4 separate regions of the Homo sapiens genome follow, and all the other regions are linked to region 3. The links are chromatin contacts, found by Hi-C or POLR2A ChIA-PET in ENCODE. All regions are on one chromosome and are shown on one strand. Each heading gives the region's core, a stretch centred on a gene start or an enhancer-like site at or near the end of the contact. The rest is flanking DNA. Distances are from core to core; before and after follow the strand shown. Region 1 overlaps FAM149A (family with sequence similarity 149 member A). Region 2 holds the start of LINC02427 (long intergenic non-protein coding RNA 2427). Region 3 holds the start of ANKRD37 (ankyrin repeat domain 37). Region 4 overlaps ACSL1 (acyl-CoA synthetase long chain family member 1).

Region 1 (2,706 bases), core at 138-2,637, 750 kb after region 3:
CCCTTGTCCCTGGTCAAGGGACAACTGGGACCTGAAATCCCTGAAATACTGTGAACTGTTTGGGGCAACTTTTCCTTCTCTGGCTGAGTCACAAAAAGTTGATGTTGTCTTCAGTTCACATAAAGGTACATATAGGTTAATGGCAACCTTGATTTTAAGAAAAAGAAAAATGATGACATCCTAAGTCTCAGTTTCATCAGGATGGGGTGTGTGTGTGTGTGTGTGTGTGTGTGTGTGTGCGCTCATGCACAGGTGGGTTTGGAGGGATGTGGCAGAACGAGAGGAGCAACTTTGTATAAAAGAGAAATTTTAAAAGTCTTAATGAATAAAACTATATTATTACATTAGGGAGACTCGTCATGTTTTATTTTATTTCCAGAAGAGGACTGTCAGAAGGACGTAGAAGGCACGGTTTTACTGTGAGGAGCAAAGATTCTTTACCTACGCATTTTACAAGAAATGTGCAGAAAGCCATTGATAAATATACCTGGTAAGAATTCACCTTGCTTCAGATTACAAAATCACAAAATGCCCGTAACAAATGTGGGAAGGAAGTTAGTGACTGGCCATGAATTTCTAAAAGTAAGATGCAGTTTTATTTTTAACCTAGTGTAAACATCACACTGTAAAAATATTTCAAAATTAGTATACTGTGAAATTAATAAATATATTTAATGAAAGAAAGAGGAAGCAGGCTCAGAAAAGTGAAGCCACTTAGCCATCCAAGCCCTTCCAGCAAATGTGATTTCTTTGCTCATGTTCATTCCTGCAGCAAATCCTTGTCATCCTTTTCCTCCAGCGGAAGCCATACACCCACGGGAGCCCACACCTCTTGGTCTGGGTCGGCCACACAGAGCTCTACCACCGGCTCATCCACGGAGAGGGGCTCCGTTTATTCCTGGAGAGATGACGTATGTCTCAGAATATTTTGGATAATCTTGTAATTACAGTTTATAGTGAAGAGTTGCTTCCTTATATTCAAAATTATTTTTACCAATTATAAAAGCATGACCTATTGCATACATACATGTACATACATGTAAAAGCATGTACATGTTACATGTGAAAATAATAGATCACGAACCGTGGAGGAAAACAGAACTCCCTCGTGACCTTCTGGCCCCGTCTTAGCTGCCCGCAGTTTTCTTGTTTCCACCCTGCAGCCGGCTCTCCGGGTGTGTGCTCCTTGTGACTTCTTGGATGGTATCCATGGCCGGAAATTCAGGACTTGAATAAGAAAGAAATGCTGGAAAAGTAAAAGCTGTGGCAGCCACTGTGATTAGAGAACTCCCCGCCAGTATTCCCAGTCGGATATTTCACCTTCACCCCCTACCGCTGGGGGCGCTGTTGCCTCTGAACTGCTTTTGTCTGTGTGAGCCTGGGATTCTGGCTGGGCGAGCTCTGCCTCCACTGCTCCAGCTTGCTCAGGAGCTCACTGGCTCCAGTCTCCTCCCTCCCCCTCCCTCCAAGGGTCTCCGTGGATCCCAGGACACAGCCCTCCTTTTTAAGGCCCACCTGGCTGCAGCACCTTGGGTGTTCTGTTTTACCTCGTTTATGCTGGGTGTTTTGTTGTTGTTGTTGTTGTTTTTTGCTTGCTTGCTTTCTCTCTCTCTCTGTCTCTTTTTTTTTTTTTTTTTTTTTTTTGAGACGGAGTCTCGCTCTGTCGCCCAGGCTGGAGTGCAGGGGCGCGATCTCGGCTCACTGCAAGCTCCGCCTCCCGGGTTCACGCCATTCTCCTGCCTCAGCCTCCCGAGTAGCTGGGACCACAGGCGCCCACCACCACGCCCGGCTAATTTTTTGTATTTTTAATAGAGACGGGGTTTCACCGTGTTAGCCAGGATGGTCTCGATCTCCTGACCTCGTGATCCGCCCGTCTCGGCCTCCCAAAGTGCTGGGATTACAGGCGTGAGCCACCGCGTCCGGCCTTTTCTCTCTTTTTTTTTTTTAAGACAGAGTCTTGCTCTGTCACTCAAGCTGAGGTGCAGTGGTGCCATGTCGGCTCACTGCAACCTCCGCCTACCAGGTTCAAGCAATACTCCTGTCTCAGCCTCCCGAGTAGCTGGGATTACAAGTGTGCACCGCCATGCCCAGTTAATTTTTGTATTTTTAGTAGAGACGGTGTTTCACCATGTTGGCCAGGCTGGTTTCGAACTCCTGACGTTGTGATCCGCCTGCCTGGGCCTCCCATGGCATGAGCCACTGCGCCCAGCCTCTTTGCTTTCTTTAAAAGTGGTTCCCCACTCCCACTGCACATGGGAATCCGCTTCTGTCCGCAGCTGTGCAGCTGTGATTCTCAGGGGAGCCGGCAGGGCAGGTGCACCGAGGGGGTCTGAAAGGGACTCAGCTCAGCACTGCTAGGAGGACCTTTCACGCACGCAGCTCCCTTACTTAGGGGCAGCTGCCTCCTTCCTCTCCCTTACGCCCACTCACCACCATCCCTCAAGCCCGCCTTCCTTGGTAGAAGGCTGAGCACCACTGCTTTACTCTGTCCAAATTCTAGGATTCTTTTAGTACAACGTTTAATGGAATTACCAGGGAAATTCGTATAACTTCCATTAATACTCAGGCCTCACCCTAATAACCACACTTCTTAGGATAACTAAGGATTTTTTTTTCCAGTTCATTGATTTAAGGAGATTAATGGCCTTTTCTACAAAAGTAATTTTCTTTTCTGTGGTATCACCAGAAGAAAAAAAAATCTTGTAT
Region 2 (2,797 bases), core at 260-2,759, 860 kb before region 3:
TCATGATGAACTCCAGCTCTAAATTCATTTGAAAAAATATTTACTGAGTGCTCACATTAATGCTTCATTCGGTGATTTGCAAAGGTTTCTTAGGAGCCCACTGTGTGCTAGATGCTGTGCTGGGTGCTGAGGATTCATCGGTTCACAACATTGACAAAAATGCCCCGCCCACGTGGAGCTAACATTCCAGAGAAGGCAAAAAGACAATAAAGATAGAGATAAGAAATACAGGGATGGCTCAAAGATAATAAATGCTAAAGGAAAGCAGGCTAGGGGAACGGGAAGAGAGAATATTAGGGAAGATGTACACGTGTGTAGGACTGCAATTTTAAATGTTAGGAAAACATAATATTTGAGCAAAGACTTTCTGGGGTATGAGGGTTAGTTTTATGTGTCAACTTGGCTAGGCTATTATTAATTATTATTATTTAATTAAATTATTTAATCAAACACTAATCTAGCTGTTACTGTGAAGGTATTTTGTAGATGCGGTCTGCTTTGAACGGCATTTCTAGCGGCCCTGGCCTTGTATTACACTGGACACTCTACTGATTACCAACTCACTCACTTTTGGGAGACTGTGGGGTTTAGGAACTATGTTGACATACTTTATTTTGAACTGCCTTCACAAAAACTGACAAGCAGGGAGGACCGGTAATATCACCCTTATTTTACAGACAAGAAACTAAGACTCAAAGAGGGAGACTAACCTGTAAGAGATAACAGAATAAATAGCAGAGCTGGGTGTCAGGCCACCATCCTATCCTTCTTGACAATATACTGGAAAGGAATTTGCAATCACTTCTAACTGCTCACCTTCCAGCCACCATTCACTCTTCAACCATTTCAATCTGACACACCCCCTAACTCAGATGTTTTGCTTTTTTAGGGGGGTGAGGTGGGGACTGTAGTTTTCCATGAATTACATACATTAAGGGTGTCTGTCAGTCAAGCGGCGCCTTAAGGAGATGTCTCATTCCCCCAGGCTACTGTCTTCAGAACAAACACATTAACCAAAACCAGTGAAAAGAACATGATAAGAATCCCGGGCCCAAGGATTACAAAGTACACAGCTCAGAACAATCTCTAAAGGAAGCACGCAGGGTAAAATACCCAACAGCCTCCTCTACGTTCCTCTAAATTTCCCACTGAAATCCCTTAAAGAGAAAACATTCACCACTACAATAATATCCAAGATTGTCAGCCTATCCCACAGTCTGGGAGGGATTCCTACAACTCCAAGGACGATGTGACCAAGGACAACAGCCAGCAGGAACCACCTGTGCTGGGCCCCCGCAGCGAGGGGCAAACACCTCTCTCCCGGTTCAGAGAAGCAAGATCTGTGCCCAACAAAAAACTAGACAGCCGTCTCTCTCTGTGGTGCCTGCTGCTTTTTTGTGAAAGAAAAACATAAGCTGTTCCCAATACCTTCCCAAGCAGCCGACAAACGAGGGCTCTTCCGCCTTAAACTTTCCCCATACCGGGCGGAGCCCCAAGCCACAGGAAACCTCCAGCAGGAAGTCGGGCTGCCAGGGCGGTGGCGGGCGCGGTGCATCCTGGGAGTTGTAGTCCGTTCTCGGAGGCGCAGGCGCAGTGGTGAAGGCGGGGAGCTGGGGGCAGCACCGCAGAGGATTGTACTTTTTCCTGAATGATACAGTCCTCCTTCCACATCCTTGGGGAATTGGTTCCAGGACCTGTGCTGATACCAAATCCGGAATGCTCAAGTCCCTGATATAAAATGGCGTAATATTTGCATATCGCCTACGCACATCCTCCGTGTACTTTAAATCTTCTCTGGATTATTTCTAATACCTAATGCAATGTAAATAATTGTTATACTGTGTTGTTTAGGGAATAATGGTAAGGAAAAGTCTGTACGTGTTCAGTACAGATGCAATTTATTAAAGGATATTTTCGATTCCTGGTTGATTGAATCCATCGGTGGGGAACACTGTGGATACCGAGGGCCAAATGTATGAGGGTGTCGAAAAAAAGTCAGGGGGTGCCGTTAGGAGACCTCGTTTCACAGAGGGAGGGTGATCTGATGAATGTCGGCCGCACAGGAAGACTTGGCTTGGAAACGGGTGTCGGCCTCCGTCCAGTCTCAGATCTGAAATGGACTGAGATAGCCCCCAAGTGGACAGAGTGGGGTGAAGAATAACCCACACGATCTACAAACGGGACTGTGGAACTGTGACAAAACGTCGTAGAATCAAGGAAGGCGAGCCGACGCAGACTCAGAGAAAGAACAAACCTCAGAGTCATCTACCTTATAAATAGAACTTTTTAAAAAATTTTTGGCTTCTTCAAAAACTATCCCCCCAAAAAAAACAACAACAAAAAGCACCAACGCATATTATATATTAGGACTTGTAGGCAAATGAACGTATGGCACAGTCTGGACTCATATACATCAAAATGTTAAAATTAGTCTTCTTTGGATGAGAGTGTTGCATTTTATAAAACTTATGTGTATTTTCCTCATTGTTTACAAAGATGAAATAATTTTTTGGTTTGAAATAAGTATAAAGAAAAACACATAGAGCAATTTTTAAACACCTTGGTATCTACGACAAAGTTTTATCATATTTACTTCAGATCCTTCCTCTCTTCCTTCCTTCCTTCCTCCCTGTTTCTTTCTAGAAAAGAAAAGAAAACCAAAAAAATTATGGCCGTGCACGATTGCTCATACCTGTAATCCCAGCACTTTGGGAGGCCGAGCCGGGCGGATCACAAGGTCAAGAGTTCAAGACCATCCTGGCCAACATGGTGAAACCCCGTCTCTACTAAAAATACA
Region 3 (2,700 bases), core at 105-2,604:
CTCACAAATCTGACAACAGTATCTCTACACTGCCGTTCTTTAAACATCATTAAAAGATATTGTGAATAGTTTAAATATTAAAAATGTGGAATATAAGAACGATTCTATATATTTGAACACACATTTATATTCAAATATTCATATGAATAAAAATGCTTAAAACTACCCCTTGGGTAACTAAGTATAACAACATAAACTTGCGATTGCAAATTTTATGGCTCTTACTACAAAACAAAAAGTAGAATGAAAAGACCACTTATCTTTAGAGGACAAGCATGAACTTGTTTTCTAACAGCATAACAATAAACGTATTTATTTCTCCGAGCTTTCAAAGGCATCAACAGAAGGGAATCACTAAAAATGTAGGGGAAAAGAAACACTCGGCTGGAGCTTTGGTTTCTAAGCAGATCCTTCTGGAAAGACGCTTAGGGAGAGTCTAGGGAGCAGCTCTGACGTCAGTAGCTGCCATCGGAAGTCAGGTCATGTTCTACAAAAAGCAGTGACGCACGCCCGACAGCACCCGCGGGGCCGGACAGCGGCTTCACCAGCCCCGCGGGTCCGAATCGCACGCGGCCGGGTCCGCTCTCCCGGGAGGAGAGCCCGGCGTGGACCAGCGTGACGACCCCAGCGTGCTGCGGCCTCTCCCCGAGGGCCCCTCCACAAGGGTCCCTGCGCGGGCCGGGCTCGGCCGTTGCCACTCGGGACAGCCATCCCCTCGAGTTCGCGCTCGCCGTCCCCGCCTTCACCTCCCGGGTTGGGAGGCGGGCGACTGCGCGCGAGGTAAAGGAACTTGCGTTCCCCGGCGCCGAGGCGGCAGCAGCGCAGTGCACAGCGGCTTCTGAAGGCGGCGTCGACGGGGAGCTGCGCGTGGCTCCCAGTTTCCTGGTTACGTGCGCGCCGGCAGAGCCAAAACCTGCAGCCGAAACTCCCGCTTCTCCGTAAGGATTAAAGGGCGGGCGCACTACCGGGAGACGTGTCAAACTCAGCGCGCCTCATGGCGGCCGCGGAGCCCCACCCGCTCCTACTCCAGTCCTCTCACGCCCACTGACTTACCCTGCGCACGCGCGCTGAGGCTCCGTGGGGCCGCCGCGGGCCCCGCCCCGAGGTGGGAGGGCCTGACGCATCCACAGCTGGCCAATCGGCGGATGGCCTCGCGCGCCCGCCCCCTCCCCCTGCCCCCGGCGCCGGGCTCCACGTGCCAGTGTTTGTGTACGTGCGGCCGTGGCGGGGCTGGACAGGGTCCGGGTCGTTGAGGATTAGGCTGCTCGGGCGTAACCGGAGCTGGGGCGCGGCTGCCAAGGGCCGGCCCGGAAGTCCCAGCGGTCTTTAAATTCTCCCGTGCTAGGGCCAGCCTGCGCATTCTTACCTGTCGGGGTGCGGCGAGTGTCTCACCTCTCTGCACTTCCAAGGACTCTTGTCATCTGCCTTAGGCGGGAAATGCTGTTGCTGGATTGCAACCCCGAGGTGAGATTCGGGCTCACAGAGCCCGAGCTTTTGTCCTGCAGGCTCAAGCTTCTAGATTCGTCTTCTCGTTAATGCGGGGACGGACCACTGGGCGCTGCCTGGTCAGAGCTGGTTGTGAAGGGCGGGGAGGTTTCCAGCCCGGAGGGGCGCGGGACTGGACAAAGGTGGGAAGGGTGCTGGATCTGTTCTCTTCCTGCAGGTGGATGGTCTGAAGCATTTGCTGGAGACAGGGGCCTCGGTCAACGCACCCCCGGATCCCTGCAAGCAGTCGCCTGTCCACTTAGCCGCAGGAAGCGGCCTTGCTTGCTTTCTTCTCTGGCAGCTGCAAACGGGCGCTGACCTCAACCAGCAGGTAACTAGGTAACTGTTGCTGTGTACAGCCGTCCCCTCCAACCCAGACACACACAAACATTTCTCAGACGCCAAGAGTTGTTTCAGCTGTTAAAAACATGTCTATAGCAGCGATGTCCAACAGAAATATAATGCAAGACACAGATGTAATTTAAGAGTTTTTTTCCAGTCTTGATGTGAGGACATGAGAAATTTGAAGTTTTTAAGTAGCCACATTAATAAACGAAACATGAAATTTTAGTATTTGACCCAATTTGTCCAAAATGTTATCAGTTCAATATGTAATCAAAGCAATTGCTGATTAGATATTTTACACTTTCTTTTATTCTGTCTTCACAATCTGGTGTGACAGCGTATCTCAAATCAGACTAGCCACATTTCAAATACTCTAGCCTTAAGTGGCTGTTGACTATCATATTGAACAGCACAGATCTAGTTTATTTCAAAAGAAGTAATTGCTACATTACCAAAAGTCTCCCTGCAGCAATTGAAATACTTAGGAGCTATGTCCACAAGCATTCTAATTTCCTAAAGAGTTTTCTTACTGTAGTTTGCATCTTCCACTGAATATTAAAGCATGGTGAATTTTAAATTGTAAACTTTTCTGGAAGAACTCTTTTTATTTGCTTACATTTTAATGTATGTGCATATGGCTACACGTTTTTATTTATTTGAGACGGAGTTTTGCTTTTGTCGCCCAGACTGGAGTGCAATGGCGCGATCTCGGCTCACTGCAACCTCTGCTTCTTGGGTTCAAGAGATTCTCCTGCCTCAGCCTCCCTAGTAGGTGGGATTACAGGCACGCGCCACCGTGCCCGGCTAATTTGTGTATTTTTAGTAGAGACAGGGTTTCACCATGTTGGCCAGGCTGGTCTCGAACTCCTG
Region 4 (2,739 bases), core at 25-2,524, 630 kb before region 3:
ACAGTGGAACTGAACTGTTTGTGACCTGAGGAGGCGGCAACTTACTGGTAACCATTTTCCAATGTCCCCTGTGTGTAACCAGCCGTCTTTGTCCAAAGCTTCTGCTGTTTTCGCTGGGTCCTTCAAGTAGCCCTGAAATACATTTGGCCCTTTCACACACACCTAAAGAAAAGAAGATCATCAGTGAACAGCATTTACTGGGGTTTTTCCAGAGAAAACTGGTGTGTGCATGTGTGTACGTGTGTGTCTGCCCCAACCTTTAGCTGGAAGCCCTAAACTCCAGGATGCAGAGGGAGTTACCAGAGCCCCACCAGGGTCTGCGAGAGATCTCCAGTGCCCCTACTTCCCTTCCTGAATTACCTCAGCTCTGGCCGATTTGTAGGGCAAATGCTTGCCCTAGGTTCTGGCTCAAAGCTGTTGGAAAGCCCCGCAGGGGATGAAATCACTTTTAAGTAATTAGGCTTCCCATCCAGCAGCCAGCAGCTCACTAATAGGTACCCAGGGCAATCAACAGGCAGGACCTTCGTCCCAGGAACTGAGGCCACCGGGCCTTTCTTTGCAGGCTCTCCAGCCCAAATCCCTATGAGGCCTGGCAGAGGAAGACAGGCATCAGTGTCCCTCCTGCCCACTCCCCGAGAGCTGAACATAAATGTACCCTCAGAAAGAAGCCTGGCAGACTCCAGGATCACCAATGAAGTCAAGTTCAATGGCTTTATTGAGCTGTTGGGAAATACCACAGCATTCGCAAAGGCCAGCGATCACAGGAAATGGCAGCGAGGGAAAATGACTGACGGTTTTCACTCACCTCGCCCTCGCCCTCGGCAGCCATGTAATTCATTTCTTCCACATCAACAAGTTTTATCAAATTGCACGGCATCGGGGCCCCAACATGGCCTGTATATTAAATAAGCAAATGGTCATTCCTAAGGGAACTACTCATAACCTCAGGTCAAATTATTTTGATAGCAAACAGGATTCCACATAAGAAAAACGGCTGGGATAAACTTCTGATTTCTGCAATTACAGCCATTCTCTTCCTAGTATAATTTAAGAGAGTCTATTCTTAGACTAGGGAAGAACATATTTAGTGTCTTCAGGACCTTTTCCAAGTGTGATGCTCTGAGTTATTTATGAGTAATTTGGCCTCTATGTGAAGGTTCCTACAAACACCTGGAAGCAGCCTCTCTCAAACCTTCACTCGGCTTCCACCCTCCGATCGCCCCCACCCATTACTTGCACTCATCTTACACAGAATTCTTAGCATCCTGTTCTCTGTAAGAAGAGAGAACATATGCAGCTTTGGCAAACCTCACGCACCACCTGGTTCTGATCAACACGGCCTTTATTTCCTTGCGTATGAAGAAGCATGTCTTACAGTTTTTACTAAGACGGGACAGTGCTTATTTCTACAGCTAACTTAACTCTCTTGCCAAAGGCTGTTAAGACTGGGCTGTCTTTTCCAAAAGCAGCAACAACAGACATTAGATATGTTAGATATCACATTAGATATCACAAATAATTCTTCCTATGTTTTAATAATTTGAGCTTCTAGAGATCAGTATTCCAAATTCTCTGTTAAGGAAACTGAGGTTAAAAATTAAACAAATACCATAAAGAAGATTCACAGACTGTCTGCGTTAATTCCAGGACAATGATGTTAGTGGACAGTGCTAGGTTCTAGAATATATGTTACTAAATGGTGCTAATACTTATAATACTCCAAATAAGCTGGGAAGTTTATTTATCACAGTGTAGAATTTACTACTCAGGTGACACAGAGGAAGCACAGAAGCTCTGCAGTCAGGCCGGGGTTGAAATCCTGGCTCCAAAGCATAATGCCGCGTAAATTCTCATACATCATTTATGTGTTACTTAAGCAACAATCTATAATTTCCTCTGAGAAGTACCAGAACTTATCTCACAGGGACACTGTTGGGGTTACACTGACATTAGGTACATCCTAAGCACCCATCACAGAGGCTTACCCATGACAGATGCTCAATTATTTTTGTTTGTCCTCCTCCTTTTTCCTTTTGAGAAATGACTTTTTGAGAAAAAGGACTTGTATTTATTCCTATTGGTAGTCCCAACACCTAGCACAGCACACAGTACAAATTCAATAACTATTTGTTGTTTAAAATGACCAGCAAATAACGAGACCCTACTCAATTACTAGGAAGCTCTGTTGGGCCAGACACTCTCAATCTGGAACACAGGGCCCCTCTCAGATGTCACTAGTAGAGTCTAGGCAAGTCTCTGCTGCCACCAGCTTTACAGTCAGATCCCCAGCGCCACCCCTCAGTTGCAGGAGGTGTTCTCCCCACAGTGCCCTGACTTACAAGAGTGTTTGCCCCCAGAGCCTAATGATCAGAAACATAGCACTTTTGTTTAAGATGGTTAATGAACCAGTCAGTGATTAACCCAATTCCAGACATACCAATAACCCAGTATGAATAACAAAATTCCAAAAAGGAGCCTCCTACAGCCATACCTGCGGTCCAGTCTCCAGGCATGGTCAGGCAGCACCCGGCAGTGCACTCTGTCTGTCCGTATCCTTCATAAAACTGGGGCACCAAGAGATGCAACATTATTAAGGAGAGCACAATCACACCTTTACTGGAAGTGCACAAGCAATGAAGTCTCACTAACTCCCAAGTCATGGCTGACTGGTGAAATCTCATTTCAAATGGTCTGTTCAGTAAGTTCATTCAATGGTCCAGTGTGCTTTACGCCAACACC

What was found. A loop is a pair of places that touch in the nucleus more often than their neighbours do. ChIA-PET counts read pairs that join two places held with the same protein, here RNA polymerase II (POLR2A). Pooled maps may share reads with other maps.
Region 1: a map with no recorded cell type shows a loop between it and region 3 (4-fold over the local background). The contact joins the enhancer-like site here to the promoter of ANKRD37 in region 3. A Hi-C loop is called at or near these places in 8 of 37 single-sample maps with no recorded cell type and 4 of 50 pooled maps. POLR2A ChIA-PET finds 5 or more read pairs at or near these places in 1 of 52 experiments (activated T-cell).
Region 2: a map of naive thymus-derived CD4-positive, alpha-beta T cell shows a loop between it and region 3 (22-fold over the local background). The contact joins the promoter of LINC02427 here to the promoter of ANKRD37 in region 3. A Hi-C loop is called at or near these places in 3 of 168 maps with a recorded cell type or tissue (CD4-positive, alpha-beta memory T cell and naive thymus-derived CD4-positive, alpha-beta T cell), 1 of 37 single-sample maps with no recorded cell type and 12 of 50 pooled maps. POLR2A ChIA-PET finds 5 or more read pairs at or near these places in 1 of 52 experiments (activated T-cell).
Region 4: a loop to region 3 is called in a pooled map, with 11 times the contacts of the local background. The contact joins the enhancer-like site here to the promoter of ANKRD37 in region 3. A Hi-C loop is called at or near these places in 6 of 50 pooled maps.

Annotation. Positions count from the first base shown.
Region 1 is chr4:186,148,794-186,151,499 of GRCh38, forward strand. FAM149A (family with sequence similarity 149 member A) reads left to right here. Exons shown (of 14, transcript NM_001395294.1): 2 at 380-490; 3 at 773-911. Among named protein-coding and RNA genes, the nearest start is that of FLJ38576, 41 kb to the right of the region's middle. RefSeq lists an enhancer at 1-1,126 and a silencer at 1,145-1,340. Within about 2 kb of position 1,388, at least 9 of the 41 ENCODE cell types and tissues checked have a DNase peak (open chromatin) inside an H3K27ac peak, as active enhancers do.
Region 2 is chr4:184,536,074-184,538,870 of GRCh38, forward strand. LINC02427 (long intergenic non-protein coding RNA 2427) reads right to left here and starts at 1,510. Exons shown (of 3, transcript NR_147158.1): 1 at 1,429-1,510. RefSeq lists enhancers at 1,241-1,450, 1,521-1,850.
Region 3 is chr4:185,395,487-185,398,186 of GRCh38, forward strand. ANKRD37 (ankyrin repeat domain 37) reads left to right here and starts at 1,355. Exons shown (of 5, transcript NM_181726.4): 1 at 1,355-1,464; 2 at 1,664-1,816. The coding sequence starts at 1,438. It overlaps LRP2BP (LRP2 binding protein), which reads right to left and starts at 438. Exons shown (of 9, transcript NM_001377440.1): 1 at 1-438. RefSeq lists silencers at 561-750, 971-1,340 and an enhancer at 871-940.
Region 4 is chr4:184,762,362-184,765,100 of GRCh38, forward strand. ACSL1 (acyl-CoA synthetase long chain family member 1) reads right to left here. Exons shown (of 21, transcript NM_001995.5): 15 at 2,492-2,564; 16 at 806-894; 17 at 46-162. Among named protein-coding and RNA genes, the nearest start is that of CENPU, 30 kb to the left of the region's middle. Within about 2 kb of position 1,275, at least 8 of the 41 ENCODE cell types and tissues checked have a DNase peak (open chromatin) inside an H3K27ac peak, as active enhancers do.